Linked DNA regions of Homo sapiens: region 2 is linked to region 1. Evidence: chromatin loops called from intact Hi-C (ENCODE). Cell type or tissue: endothelial cell of umbilical vein. All regions are shown on one strand. Links, peaks and the distances in the headings refer to the core of each region. The heading gives the core; the rest is flanking DNA. Region 1 overlaps POC1B-DUSP6 (POC1B-DUSP6 readthrough). Region 2 overlaps POC1B-DUSP6 (POC1B-DUSP6 readthrough).

Region 1 (8,337 bases), core at 17-8,016:
TTAGATGTCAAGTATACATAAATGTCAGTGAAAGATTGTTATTGGGCAGTATTCAGAGGAAATCATTAATGGGCTGCAGTAAGCTAGAGGACTTCTCTAGAAGAAAACCTTTGACCAGTTCTTTTTTTCTTTTTTCTTTTCTTTTTTGAGACAAGGTCTCTCACTCTGTCACCCAGGCTGAAGTGCAGTGGCACTGTCTCGGCTCACTGCAGCCTCCAGTTCCTGGGTTCAAGTGATTCTCCTGCCTCAGCTTCCTGAGTAGCTCGGATTACAGGCTCCTGCCATCATGCCCAGCTAATTTTTGTATTTTTTAGTACAGACAGGGTTTCACCATGTTGGCCAAGCTGGTCTCGAACTCCTGACCTCAAGTGATCCACCCACCTCGGCCTCTCAAAGTGCTGAGATTATAGGCATGAGCCACCGTGCCTGGAGGGAAAGCGAGGTATAAGTAGTTGCTTCAGAAGAAATCAAACACATATGAACCATGGTAATAAAAATGCATCAGTCTAGTTTAGAATCTTTAAGTTGCCTAAGTCAACTGACAGCAGATGTGGTGGGATCCAGGAAGGATGCCTACTCACACATACATGTCTCTGAATAAGTATTTATTAACTTACTATTCTTGGCTTTAGAGAATGTGAAGAAACAAAAATACCTGCTCCAGAGAAGCCTACATTCTACATTCCAGTCAGAGAGAGGCAATTCACAGATCTAAAAAATAAACTGTATATAGTACAGGGAATGCAAAGGTGAAAAAGGCACTGAAGGCAGAGAGGAAAAGATAGGTAGAGGGCTGCCATTTTAGCTAGTATGGCCAGGACAAGAGTCACGTGACAGGGGTGGCATTTGAGTAAAGAGCTGAAGGAGTGAAGGGAGCAAGTCATGGCTATCTGGGAAGGGCTCTCCAGGAGAGTGGGAGCAGTGATAGATGGAAGGCCAGATTGCAGGTGACATAGGAGCCACTGGGGGGTTTCCTGCAGAGGAGGGACATGACGTGACTTGTGTCTTAACAGGTTCACTCTGCCTGCTGTAAGAGGACAGGCTGGGGATGTTGATGGGGGTGGACAAAGAGACTAATTAGGAAGCTAATGAAATACTCAGACGGGAGGCAATACTGGCTTGACCCAGGGAGGTAGCAGAGGAGGTGGTGATAAGCGATCGGATTCTGGGTGTATTTTGAAGGCAGAGCCAAGAGGATTTCCTGACAGAGTGAATGTCAGCTGTGGGATTCCCTATCTCCCTTCCCCAGGGACAGTAAGATGTAGCCTTGAGTAATCTCAGGATAGCTGAGAATATCTCCTGGCTCTGCATCATTTTGGCAGAGGGGCTGATGAGAGAAAAAGAATCGTGGTTTTCCTGTGTTCTGTTCTAGGATCAGAAAAGTGATCGGCTGAATCAGTGCAAGAGATACTCTGCCATTTCCATGACTTTGGGAAGCACACTCCCTTCCTAAATGTCATTTAGATTTTTATTTTCTAGCAAAGTGCATTGGATTCTCTTTCAGAAAGTTTTTTTGCATCAGCCTATTTTTAGGAAGAAAAAGGTTATACACTTTCATGGAGATTGTCATATGGTGTATACTATCTGAAAAATATTAACGTGCTGACAAAATATATGGACACACAAAGAATAAACTTGCAGACACAGAGAGAATATTTCCATGAATGTTGTGGCAACAGTTCATCCTGGTTACTAGACAACATTGAGTAACTAGTTCAGAGTTATTTCAGTTCCTAACTGCTTATATAAGCAAAGATTTGGAAAGACTAAAAGAACACAGTGTATGTGAACTTCAGTGTCTTAAAACTAAAACTTACAACTTTGAAAGTGTAAAATGGTCATACGCAATGTAAAGTTTTTAAACTTTGCAGCAGTTTATATGGTGGCATTTGATTTGTCAGTTTAGGGCATATGACTTCTGAAACTAGGTGTATTTATCTATAACTTTGTGGCTGCTTCCTAAGCATTAGGAAACAGACATTTGTATGGTATCTTTAAGTGCTGGTTTAGTGGCTCTGCGGTATGTTTCTCCTGTCCCTGCTCTAAGGGTATGAAAGGAAATGAACTTAGGCATTTATAGGATCCAGGTCTCTGGACTCCCTAGCTGGTGCCTCCCTCAATTTATCTTCCTTTAAGAGTTAAGAGACTTTTTATCTTAACTGCAAATGATAGTAAATGTCAAGTGGATACAGTAATTTTTTATTCGGTAACTCAAGAAGTTAAATGTTAAGCCCTAAGATGCTTAATTGGAGTAAAAGAGGAATTTTTATAAGGTTTGAGAAACAATTTAAAAACATTCCCCTTCGAAATTAAGTGACGTAATTAAATTGTCAAAGACATTTAAAAAACAGAACATACATGATAACTAACAAGTAAATGAGGAAAAACACAACATTTTCAAAGATCTCTTGCCATTTAGAAACAGAAAACACATTAATATTTTTTCAGATACAATCTTTAAAATAGAGAAAGGAGAGAAAATATTAGAGACTGGAAAGAGACTATTTGCAAATTAGTTGGATCCTTGCTTTTGAAGTACTTCATGACCCATATGTTATAAAAACTGCTAACAGTTGCGAATGTGATGGCTGACCTTTTAAAAAAAATTGATTTGGGATTGTAAAAAAATAAATAAAACAACTAAAATGCTAAAGTGTTTTAGTTTGTTAAAGGAACGTGGTTTATTTTTTTTTCAAGATAGATAATCTGTATAGCTGTAAAGTTTACTAACAGTATCACCGTAATAAAAGATTAACAGTGAAAGCCAGAGGCTTCTTTTCCCCCCCTTCAAATAAAATATGCTTTTTAATAAAAATAGTAATAATCACTAAGTCCCAATTTTTTTAAGATATACTGACAAATATGCTAATTTGACCTTCTTTCTCTTTAAGTTTCAAAGTCACAAGGAAAGAAAACATATTAATGAATTTACCAAAAATTTGATACTCTTAAAGTTTTTAAAAATAGTCCTAGTTAAAGAATACTTTATGCAGTGAAACTTGTCCTTACTCCTATTGACAAACGTGATTTGGGACTTGAACTCTGCCGTATAAAATGTGAAGACAGAAAAAAAAAAGGAAAATTTACAAAAGGATTTATAAATCATGCTATTTGGGAGCCCAATAAATACTTTTTAGAATTTCCTTTAGAAAATTAGCACGTTTCTGGGAACTGGAGGTGTTCCAGGTATTATTTCTGCCTTCCAACTTGCTGAGATACTGTATTTCTAAACTGTGACGCCCCGGACTACTGCAGTAATACCGACTGTCCCGGGCCTGGGAATCTAAGCTGCATCCCCAGTTCCCACAGCTGAGACCGAGGCATGCTGAAAATGCCCGACAGCTCTCAGCCCACACATCCAGTAACAACTGGTTCCTTCCTCTTCCTGTGGAAGAGAAACATCCTCTGAGATGAGAAGAAATGCACCCTGAGGAATGCAAGAACAGCAGTGAGCTTTTCACACAGGAAATTACTACCGTAGCTCCCTGAAAAGTGCTTGTCTCCTGGACTGTCAGCCCATAATGAGCTTCCTGCTGACCTATAGGATGGTTTACTACGGAGCTAAATGCCATTTGTGGGGCTGTTGGAGCTTCACGGAAAATAGTGAACTTAGCTTTCAACTGTTCTGCACATCTATACCCATCTGGTTTTGAGTTATTTGGTGCTGCATAGATAGTGAAGCTATTGGCTTTGCTCCTTTATTTTGCCACTTGACAGTTAATTATTTGGTGAAAGTAGTCAGCAAGTCTGCTAACACATATTTTTCAGTCAGTTCTTCCTGCTTTATGCTGTCACACTATGTAAAACATATTATTAGGGCTTCTAAAGATTTAGAACCTTACCATCTCAGTGAACTGGTTATTAAGGCCCAGTGCTGGTCCCGGCCTAGTTCTTTCCATGTCTTTCAATTTCTTTGCTTTTACTTTCTGAGATTGTCAGGCCACACAATCATATATCCTGAAACATAAATAAAATTATGTTGCTTTCAGCCAACCAACCAACCAACTCATCACTTAAATGTCAAATTGACTTCAATTGACTTTTGCAATGGAAGATTTTTTTTAGTGTAATTTGATTTTCTATTTTTTGTGTTAATTCCTAGAGTATTTTGTTTTTCTTTTACTCAGGATCATGATGGCCACTACAAAGCTCATATTTTATATCATATGTACTTTTTAACCTACTTTCCAAATCACTACAGAATTTTGGTGGGCCTTAGTATTTATGGTGGCAACATTCTCATACTTTTTATGTATCTATTTGGATTATTTTTCTGAAGCACATAGAGTTGTTTGTTTTAAGTTGAAGGGGAGATAGAGAAGGAATGCCAGGCATTTCCTTTTCCTTTTCAGAATGTCTTTTTAATGAACATTCCTCTTTCCTCCTTGTGAACAAACCATCTCAGCTCTCAGCAAGGGAACTCTTGAGTGTCTAGTTTCTAATAATCCAATCTCTTGCCTTTGTTCCCCAACTCTAGGGAGCTAGTTTCATACATTTAATATCTCTGCTTACCTCAGAGCTCCCTTTTAGCATTTACAGACTTAGAAATCTGTTTAACCAGTTCCCTATATTAAATTCTCTCTGTTAAAATAATGGCTGTACTTTGTTTTTCTGCTGAACCCTGAGTGATACATAGTAAATCATCCTAAAGAAATAATAAGATATACATACAAAGATTTCTATTCAAGGATGCCTATTCCAATACTGTTTGTAATAACAACATCAACATGACAAAAACCTTTAAAGGTTTTCTATTTATTTTTAATTATTTAAAATGTTAAAAGCCTTAAAACAGCTTAATAAGCAAAAGATGTTATCAAGTTTATTTCATTTTTTAGTGACTTGTGAGTTTTGACGTGTTCATGATTGCTGTTTATTTGTATTTCTGAAGATTGTGTATTTGTGTACTTTGCCCATTTTCCTATTGTTCATTTTAAAATTGATCCTTAGGTAATTTTAATTAAGAAGATTGACCTTGGGCAGGGCGCGGTGGCTCACACCTGTAATCCCAACACTTTGGGAGGCCGAGGCAGGCAAATCACAAGATCAGGAGTTTGAGACCAGCCTGGCCAACATGGCGAAACCCTGTCTCTACTAAAAATATAAAAGTTAGCTGGGCATGGTGGTGGCTGCCTGTAATCCCAGCTACTTGAGAAACTAAAGCAGGAGAATTGCTTGAACCCTAGAGGCATAGGTTGCAGTGAGCCAAGATCGTGCCACTGCACTCCAGCCCAGGCGACAGTGCAAGACTCCATCTCAAAAAAAAAAAAAGAAGAAGATTTACCTCTTGCCATGTGCTACAAATATGTTTTCCTTTTTTCTCATTTCTCCTTGAATTTAGTTTCTGATTTTTGATAGGTTTAGCTGCATTACCTTTTTTAAAACTATTTTTTGTTGTTGTTTGGATTCTATGCAAAGAAATTCCCTCATCAATCCCCAAACATCTTAGCTACTCTTCTTGAGGTTTTATTTTTAATGATAAAACCTTAAAATCCATATGTATTAATTTAGGTATGAGGTACAGATTTATAGTTAACAAAGTACCCTCAATTTGTATTGTTTCACTGATTTGAATAACCTTCTTTAAACATTAAATTCATATGAACTTGTGTCTCTTTGGAGACTTTCTCTTCTGTCTTATTGCTCTGTTCTTGATCTATTTGTTCTTGATCCATTATCTGTTTGTTCTTGATCCATTATCATACCTTTTTAATCATTGTAGATTTAGAATATTTCTTTAAAATATTATATAATGTACAGTTTTTTCCTTCAAAACTTTCCTGGATGTTCTTGCCTATTACTTATCCATATGAATTTTAAAATTATTCTGTTTCAAAAAACCATCCCATTGGAATGTCGATTGCCATTGCACTAGATTTATAAAATAATTTGAGAATTGCCAACTTGCCAATTTGAGTTGCTTGTCTAGGAATGTAGTATTATATTTAGGGAATTGTTTCCCCTTTTTTCTTTCATTTATTTATTGTTTAATTGACATAAAATTGTATGTATTTCTTATGTATAACATGATGTTTTAAAGTATATATACATGTGGAATGGTTAAATGTAACTAATTTACAAATGTGTTACCTCAGTGTTTCAGTAAATCAATTTAGGAGCATTCTCATTTACATGCCTGTGGTTCCCATAAAAATAGCCACCATTTTTCACATACTACTAAACATTTTACTACTAAGCATGCATGTAGATTCTCACATTCCACAAATTAGCCTTAAAGGGGTAAGGTAACTTCCTCACAGACACACAGCAAGGAAATGATGGGGGCAAGCAAGGCTCCGATTAAACAACCTCAGAGGACAGACTGAACACCAGCACCAACCTGCCTTCCAGATGTTTAGACACACAGATCAGATGCCTTGCCACTTTGAATCCTGGTTTTAGCTTCCTTGTGGTCAGTATGATTTAACTTAAGTAAATGTTTTTTCACCATAATATAGTAGCCAAGGAGACCTGATGTATATCTCTGGTTGTGGGGAAAAAAACGGAAAGTACTGAGGACCTCCAGTTTGGGAGCAGGTGGAGAAATAGGCCCTTGAGTCAACCAATGTTTGTAAGTAACTGGTTGTGAAGGCTACTTTGGGAATTTAAGCATTGCCTATTCCTACTTGCCAAGTACATAAATCCTTGGCACACACCAGACTTCATCACACACAAGTCCTTAACTTAGTGTTAGAATGCTCATCAGGAAGAATTGTGTTTAAGACACACTTGTCTCTTACTGTTTATCCAGAAGGTGTGCCATATGGCATGCTCATCATAGGTTGTTCAAGCCTAATTGTGTGGATATAGCTTCCTGATATGAATAATTATTTGATCTGTCATGTCTTTAACTCTCTTTCATAATGATGTAATGGCTTTACCTCCCTTGGCAGGGCTTTGTTACTATTCACTGATTGCTCTCCCCAGGTTCTCACTTCTGCCCTGTCACTAATTTTCAGTTTTTGTCTGTCTGTTGAGAAAGGATATTCTCAGCAGTAGGAACTGTGTATGCAGAAATTTCCTTTGATGGTGTTATTGCCGTTCTGGTGTGTGCAGGTATTATTTTATTTTGGAATAGATGAGAACATCAGTTTTTATCAAATTTAGTTAGGGTGATTTTTATAAAGTGAATCCTATTTTAAATTGGCCTTTTGTTGCTGTTGTGTGGTTGGCTGGTTGGGTTTTGTTTGTTTTGTTGTTTTTTAAAATGGAGATGAGGTCTCGCCATGTTGTCCAGGTTTGTCTTGAACTCCTGAGTTCAAGCCATCCTCCAGCTTCAGCCTCCCAAAGGACTGAGATTACAGGCATGAACCACCATGCCCATCCTGACTTTTATTTTTAAACACAGCTATGCTTTCCTGGTAAATATCCTCAGTTAGTTGGGTTGGAAATCTTGGGGGCAAGGCTCAAAAGAAAGCCCAAGTCCGTGATACAAACTGTGTGGCTGTAGGCAGAATCCAGGCTATGTCTTCCAGTTTCTCTCTCTCTCTCTCTCTTAGTGTTCCTCAGGTCATGCGTTATCTATAGTTCCAGGAGGTCCAGTCGCTCCATGTTCAGGGCTCCTCAGACTCAGTTTGCCTCTCTTGGACTGATTATATCATAGAGCTGTATGTGTTACAGTATTAACACCTTGTCCCCATAGGTGGAACTTTCATAGGAATTTTGCTATTTACTTGGACACTTCTGCTTGAAGCTTTAGGTTCGTAAAATGAATTTGTGCCATACTTGGTCCATTCTCAAAGGTTGATAATATATAAAATAAATTTATTTTAAATGACATCTAGCATCAGGTAAAGTACCATGCTGAGTAAATATTATTCTTAATTCAGAACTATGCATTCTGGGGATAGCAATTTAATGAAATTTCAAGATGATAAATATTTAAAATAATTCCTTATTTTAAATAGAACTGGAAATGCATCATTAAGCTGAAGCAAAAACAATTGTATGCTTTGGAAAATCAGTTGAAATTTGAAGAATTTGACTAAGAAATATGCTCTCTCAGATTTGTACTTTTAGAAAATTTTGTGTACTTTTTGTACAGTTCCGTACACAGTAAAATTACTGAAAAAATTCAAGATATGTACACTTTTAGAAATTACTTTGTTCTTTCCTTTTCTAGAAATCACTTACATATTTCAATGTTCCGTGAATTATATATATAATAAACATATGACTGTCTTACATTTTGGGCACTGTGTATCAAAAGATCACATGAGAAACTTCAAACATGTCATATTATTTTTTTAAGTTACCATTTTTTAAATTGAGTATATTGATAAGTTTACCAAATAGTTACAATTGAGAAAAATAATTTTGATTTTAAAATAAACTATT
Region 2 (8,337 bases), core at 291-8,290, 60 kb after region 1:
GGGTTCACGCCATTCTCCTGCCTCAGCCTCCTGAGTAGCTGGGACTACAGGTGCCCACCACTATGCCCGGCTAATTTTTTATAGTTTTAGTAGAGACAGGGTTTCATCATATTGGTCAGGAAGGTCTTGATCTCCTGACTTCGTGATCTGCCCACCTCGGCCTCCCAAAGTGCTGGGATTACAGGCGTGAGCCACCGCGCCCGGCCTACCCTCCCCATATGTTAACCATTTGTCTAAGAGAAGAAGACTCTATTGTAATAGTCAATTTTTAAAAATTATCCTTTTAGTCCCCCTCTCCCACAAAGTGGGGATGCAAGCCATTTGGCCTAGGAAAATGGCCAAACATGCCGTGGAATGAGTTTGCTGACAGGACTCTACAGAGGAAGCTTGAAAAGAAAGCAAACAGCTGACCTTTGAAACTCATGGCACCTCTGGTGGGACAGGCAGAGGCTATGCGTCTTCAGACCCTTCTGTCTTGGCTCTTTACTCTCTCCCCCAAATCACCTGCTCACACCCCACGATCTATGTGATGGGCCTTATGTATTTAAATCTAATTGTTTCTCATTACTGTTAGAACTTTTCAAACATTTTTTAAACCTGAGAATCTCTTTCTTCCAAACAAGGAATATAGCAAACTGTCATACAAAATGTTAAAACAGATCAAGGCAGAGCTGCTCTGTAAGCCTTTTGAAATTGGAATTAAAAACCTTGCACTTCTGCTGGAATACACATAAAAGCCTCTCCTTTTCCTCCCAGCCCCACCCTGGCCTCTGGTAGATTCTCCCAGAGAGGACAGTGAGGCCCTTGCCTAGGGTACAAAATTTTAGAGGGAGGCAGGGGGAAGTGGCAACAAAAAACTCAGTAACTAAGAGAAAGACTATTTTAATGCAATACTTTATTTATTTATTTATTTATATTTTTTCGAGATGGAGTCTTGCTCTGTCGCCCAGGCTGGAGTGCAGTGGCACAATCTCAGCTCACTGCAAAGTTCGCCTCCCAGGTTCAAGTGATTCTCCTGCTTCAGCCTCCAGAGTAGCTGGGATTACAGGCGTGTGCCACCACGCCTGGCTAGTTTTTGTATTTTTATTCAGGACGGGTTTCACCATGTTGGCCAGGCTGGTCTCGAACTCCTGATCTCATGATCCACCCACCTCGGCGTCCCAAAGTGCTGGGATTACGGGCGTGAGCCACTGCGCCCAGCCTGCAATATTTTAAATACAAAAATTCATGTGAACGAATTATTAAAATACTAATGACAGGATCAGCAATAGTGTCTTACTGAGCCATACTGGAGCCTGAATCAAAAGAAAAAATTAGTAATGCTAGTGATACTGTCTTTATCTTTATAATATTCTTTGATTACTGAGTTTTTGGTGTCCCTTTAAATTTAGGGCTTAAAGTAAGTGACTCACTCTCCTTAACTGAATTTTGGCCCTCATGCTATCCTTTACGTTCATCACTCTGTGTTGTTGTACAGCTGAATATTTCTTGTCTCTCATTCCCTCTTAGAATGCATGCTCCCTGAGTGCAAGGACAACGTCATACTCATCTTTGCATCTCTAACATATGTAACTTCTCTGGCTTCAGCTTGCTTATCTGTGAAATGCAAAACTGGGTAATCTTGAATGTCCTTCAGTATCTGTCTATAGAAGTCTATCTATAGAAGTTCAAGTCACCCCAAACTTTCTCTGCCTGGTGGTTGATGGTATCAATGAGGCAGCCACAAGAGTGCTGGTATTTTGCAACAGATTAGAGAGCTGTGTTCAGTAAAGCTAAGGGGTTATCTGTAAAACACACTCTTGGATGGATAATTCCTTTAAACTTTCATTTTGCTGGGACTGTACTTAAAAAGCCATTTGGAGGGTTATCTCTCCAGTAATGCTGTCCTCGTTGGGAAATTCAGGCATCGCCCTTTAATTAGGTCAAATATGTTAAGAAATAGCTTCCCCCTTCTGGTTCCTTTCCTGTTAGACTGGTTGTCTTAAAATGTGGGGAAAGGCCATGAAGTATTGAAAAACATTTTATGTTTTCTTACCATCCTTTGTGTGTAATTAAGAGGGGAGAAACATCTGAAAAGAGTGAAGCAGTTCATTGCAGGCATAAAAAGAAATGCATGGAGCACCTACTGTCTACCTACTATGTCCAGCCCTCTGTGGGAACAACAGCATATCAGACAAGATTTCTGTTCTCGATGAGTTTTCAAGACCCTGCTGGGAATGCAAACATGAGCAAAGAAAAGCCAGAAGTTGGTTTTATAGCCAACTGCCAAGATCATAAGAAAATGGAGTCAGAATCGTGGAAGAAAAGGAGGAAGCAAATTACCTTTAGGTGCCTACCATGTGAGGACTTGAAAACATTACATGTCTTTTTTTTTTTTTTTTTTTTTTTTTTGAGATGGAGTTTCGCTCTTGTCACCCGGGCTGGAGTGCAATGGTGCGATCTTGGCTCACTGCAACCTCCGCCTCCTGAGTTCAAGTGATTCTCCTACCTCAGCCTCTCGAGTAGCTGGGATTACAGGCACGTGCCACCACGCCCAACTAGTTTTTGTATTTTTAGTGGAGATGGGGTTTCACCATGTTGGCCAGGATGGTCTCAATCTCTTGACCTCGTGATCCGCCCACCTCAGCCTCCCAAAGTGCTGGGATTACAGGTGTGAGCCACCTTGCCTGGCCTACATGTCTTTTTTATATGAAAACATGTCCTCACTGTCTTTTGAGTTAAGTTCTAATATTAATATCTCTGATAGACTAATAAGGACACAGGGGCTTGTAGTTAAGGTCACTCATGAATATTATTTGCTTTCCCAAAGTATTTGCATAAAGTTATTCTAATATGTTTGAAATGGGTAACTGGATCTGGATACTATTTAGTTTAACTAAATTAGGAAGTATGGCTTGTCTTTCTTCCTCCTCAGTGGTATAGAGCCTTGGGTTTGGAAGTGGCTGTTATTTAACCATCTCCTCCCTGTGCGGTTTGCTTGTTAGGACACCGGTGACCAGAATTTGGAAACTCTAGTTGGGGAATTTACACAGGCCATTAATTTCATTTTCACACTCAAATATGATTTAGGCCCTGCTACTGGGTCATCGGAAATAAAGTACCCATGTATTTTATTTGGTAGTTCAAAAAGCTTTGTGTTCAGTGACCAGTTTTTCCCAGCTGGCTTTATGCTCCAGGATTGTCCTCTCTTATTTCCAAAGGCAGGCTAGATTCCAGCTGTTTCCATTAAGGAGGGCTCAGGTGAAAGCTGCCTCCTCCATAATTTTAAAGCCATAACCTTGAAATGATGGCTTTGGAGCAACGGAGCCTGTGAAACTGGCTCGGTGCTTTTTTTCTGTCTTTTTTTGATTGATTGTTTTCAGTTTACCCTGTTGTTCTACCTCTCCTCCTTCCTCCACCCCTGACCCTGGAGTGGGGGAGGGATTGGGATTTAACCATCCATGAAAGATTTGGTAGCCTTGAAATGTGGAGTTCTATTTACCTAGAGGCCAAATATGAGGCCGGAAACAAAGCACATATACCCGCCCTCAACCTCAACCTGGATCCGATCTTCTCATTGCAAAGCAAAGGAACTCAACGAAACTCTCCAAGACTCATGAGGTGCACTAAGTATTTCCACTGCTAAAGAAAGTCACATGACTTAAGAGAGGACAGTGAGTTGCCCAGCAGTGGCAACTTTTGAGGCAGGGACCACCTCAGTAAAAGTATCCACCATATCAATTTTAAGATTTTAATTTTAAAAAATGGTTACTTTCTGTTTCTGTGGGATGAGTAGAAAATCCATTCCATACTTGCTTAGTGACTTTTTAAAATTATCCAATGAAATCTTAATAGAAATATTGGTGCAGAACTCTTTGAATGTAAAATTTAAATCACCATACCAAAGGCTAAGAATATGAAATAGTGGAAGGATGGCATGTGATGGGCTTGTGGAACTTCTGGGTAAGTGGTTTGGATGGTTTCTTCCATTAGGCAGTATATATGTGCTTTGAGTCAGACCTGTGTGTCTTCCTGGGTCTATCCTGACAGCTGATAAAAGGCTTGCAGCCTTACATATCTTTCCATGGCCACACAGTCTTGTTAACACACGGTGGGCAGAGTGGCCTGGAGGTGGTCAGTGAGTCAGCAGTGTGTTTCCCAGGATGGTGAAACACAACTCTTTAAAACTCTCTGGGGACTGTAAGAGACCCAAGGGGAAGAAGGCAAAATAAGTAGAAAATATGGTTCCTGGAAGAGCTTATAATTCAATTGTAGGAAAAGAACCCAAATACAGGGAACTTCTCATGAAGTGAAAGTCATGAATACACCCAAGCATACCATGGCACACAGGGCCATCTCAACTGTTCATGGATTACACTACCTACCATCTATATCTCCCCGACCTTCCTCTACTTGAAAATCCAGCTCAGGCATCAGCTTTTCCAGGAAGCCTTCTGACACCCCAGAGGATGAATGTCTTGTCCTCATACTTCCGCATGCCTATCTTGACCATTGCCCTTATCACAGTTTATTAGGATGTTTTTTTCATGTGAACTGTGACCTCCATGAGGGCAGTGACTGGGGTTTACTCATCAGTGTAGCCCCAGCACCAAGCCTAATGCCAGGCACAAGTAAACACATGGTCATAGTGAGCAAATCAGTCAACAATAACTGCTGAGGGTTTACAGTGACAAGGAATGACTGTAAGGTCATCAGGCATAGATCAGATGAGTTGAGTTTTGAATGAAGTTTGAAGGAAGTAGAACTAATTGGATTAGTAGGAAGAAGATTGGGCGTATCATTTATGGGAAATGTCAGTAGCTGCCTTGAGCTCACTCTCATGGAACATTGTACAGGGGATTTTAATGAGAAATGGAATTAATAAAAGAGGAAAGAGGATAGTCAGAGGACTGAAAGCACTTTGTATTCTGGACTTGATAGGCAGACTGTAATTCCACTACTGTAGATGAGAGGGTGGGCCAATGCCAGCAGTGCCCTGATCAAATTCTCACCAGAGAATCTATATTCGGCTTATTTAAATCCTAAAGTGCTTTTAGTTTAATGCAGCATTTCCTTCATTTCCTGTCTGAAATCCTTACACATATTTCAGTAGTAGCTGTGGGTTATTTCCACAAACTACAGTAAACCTGCCCCCGCAGAGGTCCAAGCCAACTGAAGTTTTTCCTTAAGGCTGCAACCTTCTTATCTTCAAGTGACCTTAATCTCACATTTATTATGACTTGAGCATCATTTCTCATGTATTCTCATATAGTAAAAAGCCCTTACTTGAGTTCTGCAATCACAGCAGCACCATCAGGAAGAGGAAATGAGCAGAGTTGTTAAGCAGAACACGCTGTACCTTTTTAAACATTAACCATTGTTCAGGTCTGTGGACCGGGCTGCTGAAAGCAATGGTGGGAATCAGGAATTACATGCAAAAAAAAAAAAAATCTACCTATGGAAAATTTTAGCATTCCCTTAATCTGTCTTGGTCCCCAAAGTTATATGGGCTTTTATTTTTAAAGACATAGAAGTGTAGTTAAGCTGACTTATCTCTTATCTAAAAATAACTCTATCTGACCCATGTCATGTTCAGAAGAGGACAGTCATGCTGTCTGACAGCATTTAAGTTGGTTTGACCTCACACTATTAGTATATTACTATGGAAGTGGTTTGTGTTCTATGAGGAACTTTGTCTTAGCAATTAAAAGGAACTTCATAATCTTTGCTATTTGCTGCCATAGCCTAGACATATAGTGGGTTAGCAGTGATTTTATAATTAATGAGTAACTTTTCGTTGCTCTCTTGATTTTGTTTTTCTATAAATGTGGATCACGGAAACCAGCATTTAAATGATTCTATGAGAAATGTGGTGGCTGGCCTGGTGCAGTGGCTCACGCCTGTAATCCCAGCACTTTGGGAGGCCGAGGCAAGCAGATCACCTGAGGTCAGGAGTTCGAGACCAGCCTGGCCAACATGGTGAAACCCTGCCTCTACTAAAAATACAAAAATTGGCTGGGCATGGTGGCATATGCTGTAATTGAAGCTACCTGGGAGGCTGAGGCAGGAGAATCGCTGGAACTGGGAGGTGGAGACTGCTGTGAGTTGAGATCGTGCCACTGCACTCCAGCCTGGGCAACAGAGCAAGACTCTGTCTCAAAAAGAAAAAGTGTGGTGGCTGCAGTCATCATTATTGTCATCATTTTGTTACTGGGCACTTACTATGAGCCAAATACAGAACAAATGATTTCTGTACATTAGATCCTGGCACTTCTATTGTAGTACTTCTCAAGGTGAACTTAAAGGTGTGGTATAAGTATCTATCTCTGCTATATGACTAGTCTCCAGAGTATAGGGTCTATATCTTATTCTGTTAGCTATTCTAACATCCTGCATGTATCAAGGCACTCAATAATTGTCTGTTACATAATAGAAACAACTTGAGATAACAGAATTATACCACTTCCAGGATCTTTAAAAAATTTTATAGGCCGGGCGCGGTGGCTCACGCCTGTAATCCCAGCACTTTGGGAGGCCGAGGCAGGCGGATCACACGAGGTCGGGAGTTCGAGACCAGCCTGACCAACATGGAGAAACCCCATCTCTACTAAAAATACAAAATTAGCCGGGCATGGTGGCACATGCCTGTAATCCCAGCTACCTGGGAGAATGAGGCAGGAGAATCGCTTGAACCTGGGAGGCGGAGGTTCCGGTGAGCCAAGATTGTGCAATTGCATTCCAGGCTGGGCAACAAGAGTGAAACTCCATCTCAAAAGTAAAATAAAATAAAATAAAATTATTAGTGTAGTACTGTTGACACAATGGTATTTCTAATAACAAATTCTGGAAACAAACTAAATTTTAACTCTAGGGAAATAGTTTAATGTAAGCAACAATATAACTACTCTATGTAGTATTAGAGTGCTGGTAGAAATGAAAATTTTTGAAAACAAAACTTGTCACCCTGAAAAAGCTTCTGATGATGTCAGGCAAAAGTGTCATAATACTAAATTGTATATACAGTTTGGTTGCTGCCATGTTAAAGGAGGAATGTTATTCATAAAGACAAAAAAGAACCTAAGGAAAAAATGTACCAAAATTTTGATAGTAGTTAAGGTGGAATAATTATGGACTTTTTTTCTTCTTTTCCCTGTTTTCCACATTTTCTATGCCACTTTTATATTGAAAATGTAAACACAATTTTGAAAGAAAAAGAAGAGGCCGGGTGCGGTGGTTCATGCCTGTAATACCAGCACTTCGGGAGGCTGAGGTGGACAGATCACAAGGTCAGGAGATTGAGACCATCCTGGCCAACATGGTGAAACCCCATCTCTACTAAAAATACAAGAAAATTTAGCTGGGCATGGTGGCAGGTGCCTGTAGTCCCAGCTACTCGGGAGGCTGAGGTAGGAGAATTGCTTGAACCAGGGAGGCGGAGGTTGCAGTGAGCCGAGATTGCACCACTGCACTCCAGCCTGGCGACAGAGGGAGACTCTGGCTCAAAAAAAAAAGAAGAAGAAGAAGAAATAAATAAAGAAAAAGAAAACAGTAATGTTTATAGCATTATCCTTGGTTAATGAGGTAATGGGTGATATTTATTTAGATGGTTCTTACTTTCAAAATTTTCTACCATAAACATGGATAACTGTTTTTTATTTTAAAAATTTCTAAACATAGCAAAGGGACACGTGCAGTGGCTCATACCCGTAACCCCAGCACTCTGGGAGGCCAAGGTGGGAGGATTGCTTGAACTCAGGAGTTTGAGACCAGCCTGGGCAACATGGCAAAACCTCATCTCTAAAAAAAAAAAAAAAACAATAATTAGCTGTGTGTGGTGGTGTGTGCCTGTAGTCCCAGCTACTCGGGAGGCCAAGAGGTGGGAGGATCACATGAGCCTGGGAGGTCAAGGCTGCAGTGGGCCACGCTCCAGCCACTGTACTCCAGCCTGGGAGATAGAGCAAGACCCTGTTTAAAAATAATAATAATAATAATGATAATAATAAAGCAAAGGACATTTGGTAGTAAAACCCTTAAAATTCATGTCTCCTTCCTGACCCCAGTGGTTCAGAAGACTCCTTGGAAGACTCTATTGGGTCAAATATGAAAAGATCTCTGTGGAATTCCTCAAACTCACGTTTGGCCCAAATGACGGATTGCTTAACGGTGCCACTGTTGTGGTAGTAATGCAGACTGTGAATAATAAGAACAATAATGAAAGTGTGGCCATTTAACTCGAATGCTCGTTTGATTTGCTGAAAGGCAGAAGCTTTCTATGTCGGTTAGATGTAAACTGCACAGTTCGGCAGGCCACACTGTGAGGACAGGCCTGGAATAAGGGATGTACTTGTACACGTATCA

Evidence for each region. Hi-C counts contacts between places; a loop is a spot of excess contacts. Peaks named below come from ENCODE experiments on the same cell type or tissue, not always from the same donor. Only the 100,000 strongest peaks of a DNase experiment are listed, where the experiment ranks them.
Region 2: it touches region 1 in a loop (5-fold over the local background); 23 of 110 quality-filtered maps call a loop at or near these places.

Annotation. Positions count from the first base shown.
Region 1 is chr12:89,447,147-89,455,483 of GRCh38, reverse strand. The region is part of intron 9 of POC1B-DUSP6 (POC1B-DUSP6 readthrough); the gene reads left to right. All of the region lies in intron 10 of POC1B (POC1 centriolar protein B), which reads left to right. It overlaps LOC105369889 (a long non-coding RNA gene), which reads right to left. Exons shown (of 4, transcript NR_189732.1): 3 at 3,843-3,957; 4 at 3,329-3,427. Among named protein-coding and RNA genes, the nearest start is that of GALNT4, 73 kb to the left of the region's middle. In endothelial cell of umbilical vein, for the core only: no CTCF peak of the experiment used is centred there; DNase peaks (open chromatin) are centred at 1,143, 1,693, 3,473 and 4,373; H3K27ac peaks cover 4,767 bases.
Region 2 is chr12:89,387,236-89,395,572 of GRCh38, reverse strand. All of the region lies in intron 9 of POC1B-DUSP6 (POC1B-DUSP6 readthrough), which reads left to right. It overlaps LOC124902980 (a long non-coding RNA gene), which reads right to left. Exons shown (of 2, transcript XR_007063400.1): 2 at 876-1,201. Among named protein-coding and RNA genes, the nearest start is that of DUSP6, 39 kb to the right of the region's middle. In endothelial cell of umbilical vein, for the core only: no CTCF peak of the experiment used is centred there; DNase peaks (open chromatin) are centred at 4,632 and 5,212; H3K27ac peaks cover 2,556 bases.